2 separate regions of the Homo sapiens genome follow, and region 2 is linked to region 1. The links are chromatin loops, found by intact Hi-C in ENCODE. Cell type or tissue: MCF 10A. All regions are shown on one strand. Each heading gives the region's core, and the rest is flanking DNA. Links, peaks and the distances in the headings are about the cores only.

What was found. A loop is a pair of places that touch in the nucleus more often than their neighbours do. Peaks named below come from ENCODE experiments on the same cell type or tissue, not always from the same donor. Only the 100,000 strongest peaks of a DNase experiment are listed, where the experiment ranks them.
Region 2: it touches region 1 in a loop (3.0-fold over the local background); 3 of 110 quality-filtered maps call a loop at or near these places.

Annotation. Positions count from the first base shown.
Region 1 is chr4:149,891,667-149,902,088 of GRCh38, forward strand. No RefSeq gene overlaps it. Among named protein-coding and RNA genes, the nearest start is that of IQCM, 81 kb to the left of the region's middle. In MCF 10A, for the core only: CTCF peaks have their summits at 4,957 and 6,309 (motif pointing left); a DNase peak (open chromatin) is centred at 4,975.
Region 2 is chr4:149,703,925-149,714,346 of GRCh38, forward strand. All of the region lies in intron 5 of IQCM (IQ motif containing M), which reads right to left. Among named protein-coding and RNA genes, the nearest start is that of IQCM, 110 kb to the right of the region's middle. In MCF 10A, for the core only: no CTCF peak of the experiment used is centred there; a DNase peak (open chromatin) is centred at 4,997.

The sequences.
Region 1 (10,422 bases), core at 1,072-9,071:
TTAAAATTGTATTCTTGGTTTACACTGTGAATTAAATGATCCCATTCATTCAGTGTAGTGAATTTCTATTGTTTTTGCTTGCCCAGCACTACTCTTTCCCATCTTTCCTCCAGCCCCTACTTCAGATCTGCCCAGAATTCACCACTTTACTGGGCCTGTCACTGACCCTACTTTCACAATTTCCCTTCTCATTTGTTCTCTACAGAAAGTACCTGTCCTTTCTCTTATTCCCTTAGAACCCAGCTCTCATCTAAGGAACTGATTTGTTCATTTAAAGAATATGTTAACTAATAAAGACCTAATGCTGTAGTGTGTTATGTCCATGCAGATATCATTTACATGTTAATGGCCACCTACATTGTAGTAACCCAAAGAATTCAAGTGCAGGGAATGTCAGGCCTCAGGCTAGTCAAGGAAGGAAACTTCAGAGCCATGGGTGGTTTTTATTTTTTACTTTTTATATTTTTTTAAGATGGAGTCTCACTCTGTTGCCCAGGCTGGAGTGCACTGGCATGATCTCGGCTCACTATAACCTCCGCCTCCCAGGTTCAAGTGATTCTCGTGCCTCAGCCTACTGAGTAGCTGAGATTACAGGCGTGTGCCACCTTGCCCGGCTAATTTTTTGTATTTTTCATACAGACGGGGTTTCACCATGTTGGTCAGGCTGGTCTCAAACTCCTGACCTCAAATGATCTGCTTACCCTGGCCTCGCAAAGTGCTGAGATTACAGGCATGAGCCACCATGCCTGGCCAGTGGGCACTTTTTAATCAGCAATTTTAGAGTGAGGCCAGTACCTTCTCTCCACAAACCTGTCTCCAAAAGTAAAATACATTATCAATCAATACATATGTCTTGAGTACCTACAATGTGCTTAGCACTGTTCTAGATCTCAGGATAGATGAAAGGTGAAAATGAAAAATATCAGACACTGTTCTTCACCTTAAATTGCCTATATAATAATATTTATGAAGTTAGAAAAAGCTGGCATCTATAACCTACTAGTTAGCCACTCTGATATATTTCTGGAACAACCCTAAACAACATTTTCTTCTTTTCTCAGTAAAACCTAACTCTCCCACATACAAAAAAACCTACATACTCATTTTGGTTAATAAACACCATTCTCCCAGTAACCTAGACACAACACCTCTTCCCTTTACTCAACCAGCCAGTTGTCTAGTCCTGTTGATTCTAGCTCAGCCCTGTCAATCAACCATCCCAATCTTTCTTTTCTCACTGCTACTATTACGTTCATGCCTCTATCATCTCTTTGCTTGATTATTGCAATGGTCTCCGTGTCTACAGAATGTCCCCACTCTCAGCCATTCTATCTATACATTGGTTTAATTTAATCTTAAGTAGATCTGTGTCCATGTCACTTGTCTGATAAAAAAGTCTATAATTCTCCATTTTCAATAGAAATCTAAATTCCTGGCCAGGCAGAGTGGCTTATGCCTGTGATCCCAGCACTTTGGGAGTCCAAGGCGGGTGGATCACCTGAGGTCAGGAGTTCAAGACCAGCCTGGCTAACATGGCGAAACCCTGTCTCTGCTAAAAATACAAAAATTAGCCAGGCGTGGTGGTGGGTGCCTGTAATCCCAGCTACTCAGAGGCTGAGGCAGGAGAATCACTTGGACCCAGGAAGCAGAGGTCACAGTGAGCCAAGATCGTGCCAGTGCACTCCAGCCTGGGCAACAGAGCAAGACTGTCTCAAAAAAAAAAAAAAAAAAAAATCTAAATTCCTTAGCCTGACACTCAGATCTTTTCATGGTTTGGACCAATCTTACCTTTCCAGCCCTGGCTCTCATTAGGTTTCCTTTGTTAAACTTTGTTACATCACATTCATTGAACCAATAACTATTTCTTATAAGAATTCCTGTTTCCATGTTTGTGTCTGCTCTTAACTTCTAACTTGGCAAGTCCTTCTTTCCTCCTCTTTCTCTGCCCACCCAAATTGTATCCATTCCTTAAGGGTCAAATACCACCTCCACCATGAAGCAGTCAGAAGCTGACTATCTGTCTCTAAATGTTTGTAGGATTGTATCGGATTATCCAACACCACGTTGATCAATTTCTAGCTTGTTTCATAGTTATTAGCAAACACAACTTATCCTTCCTGCTGGCCTATAAACTCCTCAAAATGAAAGACTAGCATTGGTGGTAGACAGAAGTTAGATACTACCTTCCATCTGGAGAATCCAGGAACAAAAATAAGCAAGAAGTAGCCTTTAAACTGAGCCTTAAAAATGAGGAAATTTTGAATGTAAGAAAACTGAAAAGATCTGTTCAAGAGAAGGGAGGGTCTCTGGGCCAGGTACGATGGTTCACACCTGTAATCCCAGCACGTTGGGACGCCAAAGTGGGCGGCTCACTAGAGTCCAGGAGTTCGTTCAAGACCAGCCTGGCCAACATGGTGAAACCCCATCTCTACTAAAAATACAAAAAAAATAAAATTAGCCAGGTGTGGTGGCACGCACCTGTAATCCCAGCTACTCAGGAGGCTGAGGCAGGATAATCCCGGCTACTCAGGAGGCTGAGGCAGCTACCCGGGAGGTGGACGTTGCAGTAAGCTGAAATGTCACCACTGCACTCCAGCCTGGGTGACAGAGCAAGACCCTGTCTCATAAAAAAAAGAAAAAAAAGTAAAATTTGCTTTTAAATTAAATTTTTTTAAAAACAGAGAGAAGGGAGGATCCTGGCGTAAGGCTAACTTTTAAATTGTATTTATAAGGAAAACAGAGTTATCCAGTTTGGGTTGAGCTCAGAGTGTCTGAAAATTTGCTTTTTTGCTTTCCAAATTATAGGTAAAGTATCATCAGAATAACTTTCTTTGAGTATAGATTTTTAACTCACAAAGCTCCTAATAAGCACATAACTTAGATACGCACCCCAGAGGAACCACACTTTGGCTAGTGATCTACAGAATATGTTATACTTCTTGCACTTTTCCAGGTTAGCCAGGGGAAGGAAAGGAAGGGAGTTAGAATGTTCAGCACCTCTTGGCAATGTTGCCCAGTGACCTGGCAGCCAAAGCATTACTGCAGCCCACTAGAGGAAACACTGGGCACAGAATAATAAACTTACCTGTGAGAATATTCAAAAAGATCCAAGTTGGCCTTAACCTATATCTTAAAATTATTCTATTATTAAGTTTATACAGCAGGATATGAATTCAATTCTTATCCTGACACATATTTTCCTGTAAGTCGTCTTTGGTTGCATTAAGAATACAAAGAAACTCTGAAATATTTTTAAAATATCTACCAAGCTTGAAAAGTATGTATGCTTCTGTCTACTGCATACATCCCTGTTCCTTCTTTTATTTTGAAGAAAATGAATAGAGAATAATAATTTTCTAACCACTTAGAAAATTCTTTTGAGAAAATGTACTGATATCTTCATTCAAGAAGTAGTTATTGCTTATTTCTGTTCTGACAGGCACTTTTTTAGCACTGAAAATGCAGCAGTGAGTCAAACAGACAAAATGTGTTGTCTTCGTAGGGCTTACATTTTGGCAGAGGGAGACAAACAGTAAACAAAATCAATATGTAAGTTATGTAGTTATTAGAAGGTGGGAAGTGCTATGGAAAAAAATTGAGAGGAAAGGGGAGTGGGAATGCTGGGGACAGAGGACGGTGGGGGTGAAGGGAGTAGCAACTGCATATAGAAGATCAGGGAAGTCTTCACAGAGAAAGCGACATTAGAACAAAAAGATTTGGAAGCATTAAGAAAGTTAGTCACATGATTATCAGGGGAAAAGCATTCCAGGCATAGGGAACAGCCACTGTAAAAGTCCTGAGGTGGGAACAGGTCTGGCATCATCAAGGAAGAACAAGGAGGTCACTCTGATGGGTGCTGCCATGGGAATTTGAGGCAATAGAAAGAGATGCTCATGGTATAATATAGGAAGTTACCCCAGACATGAGAATATGTAGCTTAGATACATGGAGTCAGCTTCATAAAGAAGGAAAGATGTTACCTAAAATGAAACTTTAATGTTCCTGCTGGAAAAGCCATGGTAATTTAGGAGTAAGGCAACAACCTTGGGGGATGGTGGCCCAGCAGTGGGCGAATGGAGGCGCTATATATATATATATACACACACACACACACACACACACACACACACACACACACATATATACACACGCACATATATATACATATATATACACATATATACATATATAAATATATATATACACACATATATATACATATATATACACATATATACATATATATACTCACACACTTTAAGTTATAGGGTACATGTGCACAACGTGCAGGTTTGTTACATATGTATACATGTGCCATGTTGGTGTGCCGCACCCATTAACTCGTCATTTACATTAGGCCAACATCATCCTGATACCAAAGCCTCGCAGAGACACAACAAAAAAAGAGAATTTTAGACCAATATCCCTGATGAACATCGGTGCAAAAATCCTCAATAAAATACTGACCAACCGAATCCAGCAGCACATCAAAAAGCTTATCCACCATGATCAAGTTGGCTTCATCCCTGGGATGCAAGGCTGGTTCAACATACACAAATCAATAAACGTAATCCATCCTATAAACAGAACCAAAGACAAAAAACCACATGATTATCTCAATAGATGCAGAAAAGGCCTTCAACAAAATTCAACAGCCCTTCATGCTAAAAACTCTCAATAAACTAGGTATTGATGGGACATATCTCAAAACAATAAGAGCTATTTATGACAAACCCACAGCCAATATCATACTGAATGGGCAAAAACTGGAAGCATTCCCTTTGAAAACTGGCACAAGACAGGGATGCCCTCTCTCACCACTCCTATTCAACATAGTGTTGGAAGTTCTAGCCAGGGCAATCAGGCAGGAGAAATAAATAAAGGGTATTCAACTAAGAATGGAGGCTTTGACTCCTACAACTGGAGAGGCCTCCCACTCTCCCACACTGGTTTCTGCCTCCACCCTGTGGGCTGCATGCAAATGACACAAACCCAGACAAAAAGGAGTTTTGGAAGAGTGTTAGCATTAACATGTGATCTCATGCTTCATCTTTGGCATAGCTGATTCTGTTTTTTCTGATAGTTTAATCTTTCCCCAAAATTTTGCAGAGGGACAGAAAGACAATTTGGCGTGGATGTGTATCTGCTTCCTATAGTATATATTCCCAGAAATGCAGAGGGGAGAGGGATATTGCAGTAAAAAATGGTTGTTATGGTCTAAATGTGTGTGTCTCCCCAAAATTCATATGCTGAAATCCTAACCCCCAAAGTGATGATATTAGGAGGCGGGGCCTCTGGGTGGTGATGAGGTCATGAGGGCAGAGCCTTACACAAGAGGCCCAAGGGAGCTCCCTCACTCCTAATGATGTGTGAGGGACAGGTGAGGACACGGCAAGAAGGTGTTGTCTATGAGCCAGAAAGTAGGCTCTCACCAGACACTGAAGCTGCTGGCACTTTGATCTTGGACTCCAGAACAGAGAGAAATAAATTTCTGTTGTTTATAACCTACTTGATTTATCATACACTGTTATGGTAGTCCAAATGGACTAAGACAGTGGTATCTAGTTAATGTAGAAATTTGGGGGATTTTAGGGGAGTACTGTACCTGACTCAACCAAAATCTACTAACAGATTTTCTTCATTCTAAATGAAATCTTAATTTAACAATTGTCCCTACAATCGATTGCCTTATTAAATGGTATTCTAGTATGTTATGCTAAACAAACAATAAATCATAAATTTAAATATCATATCTTAACCCCACTATAAGCACTGAACTCAGATATTTCTAAGACAAAGAACAAAGATTGAATTATTGAATACCATTACTATGTGTTAAAGATGAGCTCTCTAAAGCCCATTAAAACGTGTGTGCTTGAATCCTCCTTTATTTCAAAAAGTTGGAAAACAAAGAATGAAAAACTTTGCCTCACTAAAAATATCTGTGCCAAACTGCAAATATGTATGAGGAAGTTGTCACTTAATAATAGCCAGGCAAACTCTTTCAAAATACCTGAAACCAATATAACAATAATTATTATTCACTTAAAAGCTCTGAGCTTAGCATGATTTCTATATTTGTGTGAGCTTTAGGTTATCATATTTGATTCTGTCTCATTTCACAGCAAAGCAATGTCATATATAATGATATTATTGACCTCAGAAAAACAACTACCTGTTATAACAGGATATCTTAATCCTGCTAAATTAGTGGTTTGTCACTAATTTGCTCCAGCACTAATTTTATCAAGGTGCAAACACCATGCATAGCAATCCACCTGCATTTACTGGTATTAAAATCTAGGCCTTTTCTTCAACAACACTGCCACCTTCTGCTTAGTATAGACTTTCACTTTATTTCTATGCCTTCAAGAGTTGTGAGATTCACTTTGAAATAATATATACTTAAAAGTTAGAAGGGACCATGAGAATGTCTAATCAGGTCCCCACATTCTATAGATGAGGAAACTGAGGCCCAAAGGGATTAAGTCACTTACCCAATGTCCTACATTCATTTTCTCCAGATTAAATCTCACAGTTATTAATTCTCCCTAGTTCTCTTCCCACTGACATATTTATTATTAAACTGTATAGAGAAGTTACATCAAGACATTGATTATAATAATCTAGAAGCATGGAATCTTAGACTATGTTTTATACTTTTTGTTTATTTGCATTATATAAATTTTTTATCATAAGCAAAAAATATATTTTTTCAATTTTAAAAGATTTGTATTTGTTCAATGTGTAGCCTTAAATAGAAAAATTATTCTAGATCAGAAAAGCAGACAACTAAAATTTTTTCTTTTAATCTCCTCCATTTTCTTCTGAATTATGAAAATGTCTATCAAATCAGGCACAATACCAATGCTAATGGGTAGGTTTTAGAAAAATAAGATGCAAGAATGTAGCATGCAAACTTAGAAGTAGCCAACAAGAATTGTGTTGTAAAGCTTTATATGTTTAGCAAATCCTATAGATATATTTTAAAGTAGGCGATTTTAAACAATAAACTCGCGTTTAGCAGGGTTTTTTGAAAAGGTTTTCTGCCAACTTAAATGCCTCATTTGTTTAGGTTGGGTGTAGATTCTATCAGCATTTCTAGTATAAACCATGCTTAGTGGAGAGTTACTATCTTTCTAACATAATACATATTTGTCAATATTTTGTTACAGATTTTTTTGTCTATGTCACAAGGGATATTGATCTGTAGTTTTATTTTACTGTGATAACTCGTTTTAATATTAGAGTAATGTTGGCCTCATAAAATTAGTTTGGCCTCACATTTTCTGGAAGAGGTTTTTATAAAGCCAGAAATATTTCTTTCTTATATGTTTTATAGAATTCACTAGTAAAACTATGGTTTCCTTTGAGGTAAGGTTTCTATTTATGAATTCAAGTTATTTAGTAGAGATAGATCTATTCTCATTTTTTATTTATATTTTAGTTCATTTTGTTAATTGGTATTTTTCAAGGATTTGTCCATTTAATCCAAGTTGTCACATTTATTGGCACAAAGATGTTCATAAATATTTTCTGTTGTCTTCTCAAATTCTGTAGGATCTGTAGTGATATCCCCTCTTTCAATCATTGGTGATTTGTCTCTCTTTTTCTTGATTAGTCTGATGAGAGGTTTATCAACATTTTTTGTACTTTCCAAGAAGTAGCTTTTGGTTGTATTGATTTTATCTAATGTTTCTCTAATTTTTATGTTGTTAATTTCTGCTCTTTATTGTTTCTTTCCTCCTACTTACTTTGGGTTCTTTTTCTAGTTTCTTATGATGAAAGCCAAGATCATTATATTTAAATCGCTTTTCTAACATAAGCATTTAAAGATATGAATGGATTTCTATACCCTGCTTTAGCTGCATTTCACAAATTTTTATATATTTTATTTTCATTAATATTCAGTTCTATTTTCTAATTTCTCTTGTCATTTCTTCTTTGACCCATCAGTTTTTTTACAGTGTGTTGTTAAATTTCCAAACATTTCAGAATTCTCTAGATTATTATGTTATTGATAACTTATTTAATTCAGTTGTGGTCACAGAACAAATTCTGCATAATTTCAATCCTTTAAACCTAGTTGAAAATTGTTTTATAGTTCAGCATATGGTCTATCTTAGAGAATGTTCCAAGTACACTTGAAAAGAATTCACATTCTCCCATTGTTTAAATGAGTATTCTATTAATGACACATAGATCAAGTTGGTTTAAATAGTTTTTTATGTCTACCAACTCAATATTCAAAGTATACATTTACTTTGTAGTTTAAAGTTTATTTCAATAATTTTTAGATCACTGTACTCACCCTGGAGTGATATCAAACCAGAGTTTAATATCATTGCCTAAGCAATTAATCAGTTTGAAAGCTAGAGACCACATGATTTCCTAAGTTATTCTAAAATTTTATAATTAGGCACAAATTTGAAATGTAAATTAGAACTCTTCATTGAAGGGTCAATGGAATTTTGTTCTAAAATATAAGATTAGTGAAATAAAAGGTAAAATTAAGAGTTATTCATACTTTTACAAAGTAGAATAAAATTTAACTTGTAAAATTGTCAATGCATTTAGCCTTCTAGGTTTAATTCTAATTAACCTACATTATATGAAAAAAAATTAAAGTTCTTTGTCCTAAAGCTGGTGGGTTATTATGATGCTTTGCTTCCATTTTCTTAAAACTGGTTGGTCTGTAACTTCTTGATTTATGCTGTGGTTCTTGCATACTGTACTTCATAAAATATAGAATATAAATAAAGGTTAGAAATTAGAGATTTCTATTATTTCTGTTAATTAACCTTAATTTAACAGAACCTTCTGTTCAATTTAACCTTTGGGGGCTGCATGCATATGTACATATGTGTGTAATACTTGAGAAAGACTTCAAGATTTTCCCTGGGAATATATGCAGAGTTCTGAGATAGTACAGATACTGATCTGGGTATCCCACTGGAAGAATAGCTTACCTTCATTTGTCAGTCGTAGGATAATATGCTATACTCCACCACCCAACCCATTCTACTAATCAGCAATTGTGGCAAGAGCACCTAGAAATATATGCAAATATTCATATTCCTTTTCTTGTATTCAAAGCCAAGACCTCTGGGAGTTCTTTAACAGTTCAGAAGTTTAAGCTGCTTTTCTATCTCTTCCTCTCTCACCAGTCCACAATGACTGCACCTGCTGGAATACTGAAAACTGTCATAAAATATCTAAGGAAATTATCATTATTTGAGAAATATTGAAGAGGGAAAGAATATCAGAGAAGGGCCAAAGTAAAGCAACAACTTGTTGTTAAAAGACATGAGCTTTATATAAGGTGATGTAAAGGACTCTAGCGACTCAGTAGGGGGAGGGTAAGAGGAGGGCTAAGGATAAAAAACTATATATTAGATACAATATATACTACTCAGGTGATAAGTGCATGAAAATCTCAGAATTCACCACTATATAATTCATCCACGTAACAAAAAAACAGTTCTACCCCAAAAGCTACTGAAATAAATTTTTAAAAAAAGGATACGAGCTTTGAACATGAAGAAAGAATCATGCCTGGTTTTTCATTTAGGAATTGTGTGACACTGGGCAGTTTTAGGCCAACTTCCTCATCTATAAAATGAGCATTATAAATGTTTTATAGACACATATAATACGTTGCATAGTACACAGAAGGTGATTACTAGGAATTTCCCTCTAACCACCCTCCAGCACACCTGTCCAATTCCTCTACTGGATATAACTTGATGTTTTAAGGACACAGTTTCATCTTACAGATTACGGTTGTGAAAGTAAATATCAGGAAGAATAGGTGTATTTCCCACACAAATTTAAGCAATGCGTTGTGACCATCCCATAGACCATAAAGGCACTCGTTTTTGTTTTTTTTTTTTTAATTATCTGAATTCTACAATACATGGTCCTAAATCCTTTATTCTCCATTCCTTTTTCAGCAGCCAATCAGATTGTTTACTGTATAAGTTATACTTACTGTGTTATCACAGGTGACAGTAGTCAGTAAATATTAACTAAGGTTCAAGAAGTGTGCTTTACAGTAGTAAGAATTGAAAAGTATTTATTCTTAGAATTTTAATCACATTATAATTAAATAATATGTATACTAATGAGTCATTAGTGAATTGAGAGGTAAAAATTTTCAGATATTCTTCTTTTGAAATTACCTCTACTTGTATAATTTTGTTTCTAAGGGAAAGTTCATCATTGCTTAACAGATCGAACATTTGGTTGAGAAGCTTTTAACTCCTAACATATAATGAGGACAGATTTCGTTAATCATGGTGGCTACCATGCCAGCAGCCCCTGCAAATGGAAACTGCCCCATGCCCACAGCTTCTGCATAGTTTGAAAGTCCGGGCAACATCTTCTGATTGGACTAAGATGATTATTGACCCATAAGAAGTC
Region 2 (10,422 bases), core at 1,415-9,414, 190 kb before region 1:
ACTGCTCCGTATACTAAGAATTCCTTTCACTTATACAAGCACAGGAGTGATATATTCCAAATGTATGGTCTTTGTGAAAAGTGTGAAAAGGTGGAGCAGGAGCCTCCAATTTTCTAATCTTTTTTGCATACTGCTATCACTAAAAAAAATTTTCACCAGCTACCCCAATATATGTAAAGTAATTTATCTTATTGCTTGTCTTAACATTATTTATCTTATTATAAACTATATTCCTATTTTACTTTATTAACATATCACATACACTATAAAACTAACACTGAAATACACACTGTATTCAGAAGATATAGAAAAAATATAAATAGAAGCTTCTTCCTACACAATCATGTATCATCTTGCTCAACCCCTGGAATAAACACTCCCCATATGATACCAATGGGTTAGAACAGGGATTGGCAAACCACGGTCTGGGCCTAATCCAGCCCATCGCTTATTTTTGCAAATAAAGCTTTATTGGTACACAGCCAACCAACTTGTTTACCAATTGCTTCTGGCCACTTCCTTGCCACAAAGATATGAATAATTGTGACAGAGATCATACGGCCCACAAAGCCAAAAATATTTACTATCTCACCCTTTACAGAAAACGTTTTCTGACCCCTAGATTAGGATTAATTTCAGGGTACTTATGAAGGAAAAGTTCTCCGGACAGAGTAATAAGGCTGAGCATATGAGATGGAAAAAAGAGAGGCAGAAGAGATAAATCTGCCAAGAATGCCAACAAAGTTGCAAAGCAGGTGTGATGATTAATTTTATGTGTCAACTTGATTGAGCTAAGGGATGCCCAGATAGCTAGAAAACATTATTACTGTGTGTGTCTGTGAGGATGTTTCCAGAAAATATTTACATTTGAATCGGTAGACTGGATAAAGAAGATCCATCCTCATGAACATGGATAGGCAACTTCAGTCCATCAAGTAGTCAAATAAAGCAAAAAGGCAGAAGAAGGGCAAATTCTTTCTTCTAGAGTTGGAATGTTCATCTTCTTTTGCCCTTAGACATGAGAGCTGCCCTTAGACATTCTGAAGCCTTTGGACTCTGACTCCAGAACTTACACCCCTGGTTCTAAGGCCTTCAGACTTGGACTTACAACACCAGCTTTCCTGGTTCTCCAGCTTGCAAACAGCATATGGTGGGACTTCTCAGCCTCCATAATCACATGCTAATGATATAATTCCCATAATAAATCATATATATCTATATTATACATATTATAAATATATAAAAATATATAAAAATAAAATATATTTATATATTATAAATATATAAAAAGAAACATATATATCCTACTGTTTCTTTTTATATATTTATAAAAATATATAAAAATTAGGGCTCTGGAGAGCCCTAATACAATAGGCATAGGAGTAAAATTTTCTACCAGGATACAACTATTAGAGTAGGGCTGACTATAGCATGACAGGGTACAAAAACGGAACTTTAATACCAGTAAAAAGAAAACATAAGTCAAAAGGCATAGACAGCAATAGTTGTGGCATTATTTTTTTAACTGGTGTTTCTAATAACACCTCCATCAGAGGGTAGGTATCTCTCTCCATTACAGCACGACTTGAGTTGGCATACCTTTTATATCCATTTTCCTACTTGCCATAAACGTCAAAATAGGCCCAAGGAGATATTTAAGATATCAATAGGCAAAAATTATAATTTAACATAAATAATGAATAGCAAAGATTCGAATTCAGTATCTCTCTAGCACACATATACCTGCACACACATAATTCTAGTACTGGCACCTTCTAGTAAATATCATAGTATTCCTTTGGTCATGAAAGAAGGTTTTAAAAATATGCTACTAAAAATAATTGTTGGGTTATGGAGAGTTAAGGCTTTCAGTCACCAATACTTTCTGTTCTTTCTGAAGTTTTATTATATTTAAAGTCAATGCCAAAGATTGTAGCATTTAGTTATTCTCCTATATTAGTTTTGACTTCCCAACTGGAGAAGACACAAATAAAAAAAAAAATTCTATATCTTTGTATGCCCCATGTAACTTGGTAATATACAGTACTCAATAAGTAATTATTAATTGGTTCTCCAGAAGTCATGTACAAAATACACTGCTACATGTCAAATCTAATTTTCCCATTGCTTTCATTGCAAAATAGGATATTCTTTTTTAAAAAAGTTTCAAGATAAAGTAGAAAAAACAGTGGACTAGGAGTATGCAAATCTACTTCTAGTCACAATTCGTGTGACAAACTAGCTTTGTGGACTTCAGCATATCACTGAATCTTCTTTATTTCCATTTCAGCATAATGATGGGTTAGAGCAGCTGATAATTAATATCCCATTTAGCTCTGAAAGTCTATGTGACAAAAATCACATTTAAGGATATAAAAAAATCTTTTAAAACCACACTATTCAGGTAAGGTATTGCAAAATGGCAGCAAGAAGGTCAAAGCCAGAGGCAGACATGGATTTGGGGGGCATGTGGTATTTAGGAAATGTTAAATCAGAGTGTGTCTAGATGGCTGTGCTTTCTCTAGATTGCCATAGACTCCATTCCTTCCATTGATCACATCAGCTATTTCACACATTGATGTTACCTGCTGATCTTAGAAGAGCATTTGAGTTTGGAACTCATGACTTATAAGGAATTATAATTCTGTTATTTTGATAGCTAAGTATTATCTTGTATATGTAAAACAGAAGTCCTATTGTTACTAAACCAAACTTGAGAACATATAATGTGAAGGTAGTAAGCTTCTACCAATATCCTTTAATTCTTTTTCTTTCATGATGTAACGTAGCATAATTACAAGAATGCTGAATTTTAGATATTAAAACAGTGGGTTCTGGTCTTCTCTTTTCTACTAATAAGACCTGTGACCTTGAGTGGAAATTCACTGAGGCTCTCTGGACCTCTCTTTTTTATTCCTAAAATGAAGGTGGAATGGTTAAATTGTGAGTCTAATGTACATTTTATTTCTACAATTCTACAGTTCTAAGATAACAGGCAATTTCATTGTTTTGAGTCTATTTCCTAGAATTTTGTGAAAGGCCTTTAGAAATAAACAGATTTTTCCAAGCTAAAGGAAGAAAAGATGTAGGAACACAGTAGACTGACAGAATCAAAAGACAGCAAAGATGAACAACTTCAGGAAAGGAGTGCTCATTTCCTGAAATGTAGAGAGCAATAAATAAAGTAATGGAAAAGCTCTCACTAAAACATGGAGCCAACATGGCTTGAAAATTCTTTAGCAGTGAGGTAAACTGGCTAATGGTAGTAGCATTAGGCTATGAACTAAGAATGCTATGCTGCAGTGCCTGCCATGTCATTTATTTGTGATTTTAGCTTCTTATTCAAATACACTGAGCCTCAACTTCCTCACTTGCTAAAAACAGGGAATAATAATGCTTTGAAACTGCAAATATATGTGTATAGTTGTTATGCATGTTACAATAGACACATTGTTTATAAGATATGAGTTCCTTAGTGTTGGAAGAGGCTATCCACCATGGACCCGGAGCATCCCTGAAATCATACTGGGTCTGCCACGAATGTGAGGCTCTGGACACTCTTTGCTCTCTATCCAGGCATTTTCTCAGGGCATCCTTGAGGAATGAAGTAACATCTCTCCCTGGGACAAAGAGCGAGCTTGCTCTAAAAGTGATAGACTCCCCAAGCTCACATCTCTCAACTCTAACACAAATCTACTATGTATGCAGCATCTACCTGAGCCCTCTATGTTGCTTCCAGTGGACTTGGGGGAAACTGACATGGATGGAAAGCTCAGCCTACATGTTGTACTATAAGTAATAATGTTCTTGTCTCTAATGAGTCCTGACTGTGTCTTCTGCCTATACCCATGAAACTGGCAGCACTAACTTTTTAGCTTGTAAATATGGGGAAATTCCAGACCCTTCAGAGACCCTATGGAGAGGCTTAGTAAATGTATGATTGTTAGGTGAATGCAAATTAGTGTATTTCATATGTATTTCATTATCTTTTCTTGGTAGAATAATCACAGTTCTATATTTTCATCTAGAACCAGGAAGACAATTTGTGTGATGTTTGCAATCTTCCTTCTTCCAGTCCTCACAAATTGTCATCTGTTGCATAATTCACTGCACTATCATCAACAACCCACTCTGCCATCCACTCAACATTTCTGACAAATGCCAGTACTTCACCACCTTTCTTCTTTATCTTCACACAGTCAGAATGTTTCCCACGTTCAAGCTAAAGACTTACAGCTTTACTACTAAGGTTCTTCTGATCCTGAGCTGATCCCAGATCTGCTACACTAATTGTAAAGCAAGTTATTGTAATGTTATCCAGCACCAAAATATAAAATATATTCTCCTAGTGGAAACTTTACAAGTTATACTTATATCCCTAATTGCACTTGAAATTGCTACAAGAAAACAAAGCTGAAAAGACTGTAAAATTGCTTAGGATCATAGACAGGAACTTGAAGATTTAAGTGCCACCTCTACTATATTTTGTCAGAATGTAAATATAATTGCAGGTGCCTAGAAAAAAAAAAGACAAGTATACCAATAAAAAATCTTACATGCTGAATACTAGGAGAGCAATAGCACTTCTATTATAAACCATTATATGTGATAATTGCCTTTTGAGAAATAGGGATAAAGATATTATCACTAACAGAAAGGCTTTAAAGAAATGCAAATTCCTGATTAGGATCATTTTCCAGTGAGGTAAACAGCTCTTTGTACATGATTATTTCTCTCCAGCTCTTAGCTTTCCTCACATTGTATACTACTGTTTGTTTTAGGTAATATATCTCAAACATCTTGACATACTTTCTCACCTTGCATTAGGAGTCATATTTTTTCTATGCCTAAAACTAAGTCTACATGAAACGACAAAGGATGCTTGCCAAACTATAATATGTTGTTTGTCCTCAAATGAATTTGGCACTCTTTTTATTGTTTATCTACATAAACTTGCCAATGGTATTAACAACCAGACAGAACAGGAATCTGACTCATTTGCAGCCAATTACAAAGCTCTAGGCTGTAAAGCTGACCAGTTTTTGTGACTCATTGCAAAATCAGAAATCAAGGTGAAATAGAGGATAGAACCTGGCCCCAATGCTAATTAAAACACTTTACTTCCCAGTATATCTGATGACAAAAACATGTGTCACAGTTGTTTCATAGCAGTTTATTAAGTAGTTAAAGTTTTATTAACTCTTTAAAGCCATAAGAAACACTAAACTCTAAAACCACATAATGTACTTGGGTATCAACGTAGCTTGAACATGGTCACATAAAACTAGAACATTAGCTTTCAGATAAACTCCAGGTAAATGTATCATACTAAGCGTTAGATTCTCTGCCAAATGAAAGTAAGGTTTAAATACAAACTGTTGGTTGAAGAGAAATAAAGGAAGAGAGAACATGTAACCCACCTGTATTTCACAGAAAATTCTCTTTTTACCAAAGCACTTTGTGCCTGCTTTACCCTGATACAGGATCATCTGCTTTTCTGTATGAGCATATATACTCTTTTGAGTCTTTCAAGGGGTCATCACTAATGTGTCTGGTATTTTATAGTTTATATTATGTTTTCACACAAAAATCTCATTTGATCCTCACAGCAATATAGTCAGCAGTTATTTTTATCATCAGCACTTAACAACATAGGAAATGGAGGATCCAGTATATTAAATAATTTGGCCAAGATATTTCAGCAGGAGAACCAGACCTTGGTGTTTGATCTTTAGTCCCTAAATCCCAGATTCTTTCTAAGTAGATGCAGTGATTTTATTAAGTGTGGCACATTTAATTAGATTCCCATTATCATCCAGGAACAAACCATCATTCTGGACTATGTTCACAGCATGGATGCACAAATGCAAAGTCTTGTTACTCATCCTCTCCAGCCACAGAAGCTGCTCCTGCAAGGAGTGCAAACATTTTCTCCTGGAAGGAATGTTTACTTCAGGGCAACTAACACAGGAACAAGTCTAGGAAGATATAAAATTCACTACAGTTTCAAGAAAGTAAAGCTTGCAGGCCAACCAAAAAGGGAGTGCAACCTCTTATAACAGTGAAAATCAACTCTTTGAGAGTAACATTCTGTTTTCAAGGGAAAGAATGATCCAAATTTAATGTCTGGACTATTAAATTATCTGTAGGAAATAAATGACTAGAAAAGTTATACACTCATTTGATTTTATTGCTGATGTCATAAAACTCTTTCTAAATGTAATTATGCCCTATAAGTAAATAAAATCAGTTGTAAGAGGCAGCTCTGAGCAAATTAGGGTTCTAGTTATTATCTTCTTTCTTAAATAAGGCAAAAGCACTGTGTACAAATTAAAATCAGGCTTCACTTAAAAGCCAGGCAAAGAAATGCCTTGCAAGTTGTAAACCCAAGGCCCAGCATTGGGTCCTAGAATTCTAAATGTATAGTGTCTATTCACTTCTAACTATTCACAGAACAATTTTATCTAAGAAACTGTCTAGGAGCTCCAAAACAAACTTTATAGCCATTTTGGACAATTCATCGTTGTTGGCCCAGCAAAGTAATCATGCCCTCACCTTCTTTATAGAAACAGGCAATCCATGCCCATATTCTTGTTGCTCCTCCCATTCAAGAAAACCATCTGTGCTCCCATTAATAAATGTGGTATTGTTAGAAAGACTCTCCAGGTAGACGTAGGAACCGTCACTATTTTCTCAATAAAAAAGTGACTGACAAAGCTCATCCCAAAGCTAATATTCTAACCTTTAAAATATCTGTATAACACTAGCTCTCTATTTATTTTTACTAGCAAAACTATATTTGTTTCCTGGAATTTCTTGAGCTCTCCAATCTATAGCACAATACACTTAGGTGCCATTTCTTTTCTGGTGAAGTTTCTGAAATTCATCAGGTCTTTGTAGCTTTGGTCAGAGAGGAAAGTGGAGGGAGTAGCAGTAGTCCAATATTTCACTACTAACCCATACAAGAAATCAGAGCTGAATCACTTAGCCATAACCACTCTCCGGCATTTTTTGTCTTCATCCATAGAACACATCTGTGAGGACCTGCTGAAAATGACACAGACACTTGGGGACATCTTTGGAAGAAGCAGGAAAGTACTCAATTGCTACAGGATATAACTGGCAATAGGATAATTTATTATCTAAGAATAATGTTGGGCACTTTAAATGCCACCTTTCTTCTGAAAGCTTATAGTTCTTCATGAAAATAAAAGTTTTTCCAAGCAGCTAAGGCTAGATCAGTTTTATAAGGCATACTGAGATGCTAAGAAGAAAAGCAACTTGCTCAAGGTTATACAATAATTTGGAAAAAGACTAAGAGTCACTTCCATACTCCCAAGGCACTTGAGAGACCCTCATTCCTCCACATACCCCAGTTACTCAAGAAAGAGGATGTAGCACACTGTATGAATTAAATGAGCGAAAGCTTTAGATTCAGAAAGACTAAATTCAGATTCAAATCCTGGTTCTGCCATTTACTATTTATTGGTGACAATTTCAGCATGTCTCTGAGTCTGAGTTTTCCTGTCTGTAAAATCCAACTAATAATATGCAAATCTTGCAAGATTTTGATAATGCATGGCTTAATATACTGACTGATAAGTAGGAGATACTCAATACAGGCCAACTTTTTTTAGCTGCTCTGTCCTATTCTCTATAAATTGGCTTTCAATAAAGCAGTGGAAGCATTTTTGGGTTTTTAAAACCAAAAACCAGTTTGCAGAGATATAAGCACATTTTTGAACTTTCATAAAATAAAAAAGCAAAGGTCATTTGCTTACAGAGCTACAACCAGCTATTCCAGTCTATTTTTGAAAGCTACTTAAAGGCCATACTTAGCAGTTGAGTATAGTTGGACACCAGAAACTTTGGCAGAAACTACCATCAACTCAGTCACATTGGTAGTACTTATGAGCACCTGTTAAATGTGATGATAGCATGTTATATGTCTTTGTGAATGCCTCTACAGTAAGCATATAAAACGCTTTTTTGATCCATCTTCACTAAGTATATTCAGAGTACTCACTGGGCTTCTGGAATAGTTTAAAATATAAAGTGTCTCTAAAATAATGTTTTGATTCATTAACTGCAATGGGACCAAAACCAGAAGGATTTGGCAGCAGGCTTGTTCCCCTGGTTCTTAGGCTGCTTCAGAGCAGTGCCAGCTTAGAGAAGGGATGATCAATGTCTCACATTCCACACTTTAGGCACTAATAGATCCTTGGCTCCAGGATTCCAGGGTTCAGAGGGAATGCCAGAACACACATGCTGTGACAGAATCATTTTGGAAGCATTCATGCAGGCCAGAGAAATTAATAACTACCTTGGGCACTGACTTGCTCAGGCAACAGCTGTTTTGCACCGGACAGTGATTAGGATTGATCTCTTTATCCTGTGCAGATACTGTCATACTGTCAATGTTCACACACACACACACACACACACAACACACATACACACACAGTCTTCTGATATAACTCAGGGATCAGCATAACAGAAGTACCCCCTCCATGGTACATAGATCAGTTTGAAAAACCACCTGGCTTGCTTAAACCTGGCTAGCAATTTACACTTACGCTCATATATTCACTTCACTTCATTATGCAACAAGCATTTATAAAATATATTTAAAATTCTCAAGAAGCCTACTGTTTTCCTATTTAACCACTGAGGATGGAAATACAAACAAGACTGGTAAGGTCTCTGCCTTCTAAAGGCTTACTTTCTAGCATAGAGTACAGATTAGTACATAGACAAACCAATCTGATGGAAGGTGTTTTTCAGGAGTACTTAATACCTCTCCAGAATGGTAATAAGAATATTGAATTCTGCCCCCAGTCATTTTGGAAGATTGTTCATGTCTCAGGAGGCTACTTTCCAAGAAATCCATGTCCCTGGAGTAGAGGACTATAATGAACATTTCTTATTTTTAAAATATTTGGCCTGAAAAATAACTTGCCCTCATATGTTCTGGTACAAATTAACTGCCTAGGTCAGGATACAAATAAGGGGCCTTATCAGGAGAAAATGTCAAAAAGTTTATAAAGATCCTGGCTAGCCAAGACTTGCTAATAGTAATGTTCACTAGCAAAATAACTAATATCAGATGATTAACAATCTAGATGATAATAGGATTTTCTACTGAAGTCCTACTAAAACAAAATATTAAAACATAGAGGCTACTTGAAACAACACTGCTGCTTGATGAGCTCATTCTGAAGCATCCCACTTTCCAATCACCACTTTCTCCTTTCTTCGGGTTATTCCCTATCACCAACAACGCTGGACCCCCTACCAGGCCCTGTGATTCATCGATACTACCACCTTTTTACCCTCCCTTGCCACCTTCACACCTCAGGCAGCTTAAATTCCAAGGTCAATCCTTATGAACACTCCTCTCACAGGCTGATTTTGTTGCCTCCCTCTTATTTTGTCATCTTGTTTGAGAAAACACAAAGCCCTAGTTAAATGTCTTTCTATCCACCCTGTGGTGTTTGTACTCTGCATAATTAATGTGATGGGAGAAAACAAAACCATGACTGGTCTCATATAACACTAACACTAACCCAAGTGGACATTACTGTTATCCAGTAATCATCCTCCACTTCTCAGTCCATTCACTCTCCCGTCTGTATTTCATATTTTCTCTCTTTAAACCTCTAACACTTCCCCCTGCCCTTACTTTCAGCTGCTTTTTTTGCTTCCTATTTCATTGAGAAACTAGAAGCAATCAGAAGAGAACTTCTAAAGCCTGTGTCCTGAGAGTATCTGTTCCCATACACTCCATGTGCCCTCTCATTACTACAGGTGAAAATATTTTACATTCCCATCTAAGGCCCAACCCCTGTACTTATATTACAACAGCTCTCATCCACTCTCATCTTCTTATAGATACTGTTCCAGCAATTCTTCCTTTTTCTTCCTTCACTTGTGATTTTCCCTCTCCTCCTAATTGTTTCTATCAGTATAAAAATATATTGACATTTCTCCCATCTTAAATAAGGGGAAAAAAGAAGTGCTCTCTCTTGATCTCACCTCCCCCAACAGTCACCTAATTTCTGTGTTCTTCATAACTATTTGCAATAGTTATCCATATTTATCTAATTTCTCTCCCTCAATTCTCTTTTGAATTGATCACGCTACTAAAATAGTAGGTGTCAAGGTCATCGTTGACCTCCACAGTGCTAACCCCAATGTCAATTTTAAGTCTTTGTCTTCCTTGATCTGTAAGCAGAATCTAACACAGTAGATCCAACACTCTCTGCTCCTGGGAAGACAATCTTCACTCAGTATCCTGCACATCTCAGTCTCCCATTTTTTGTTTTTTCTTCCTCACTTGCTGCTCCTTCTCAGTCTCTTTGTTAGTTTCTCCTTATTTCCCTAAAATCTAAATACTCCACAGCTTACTACTCAGACTTCTCT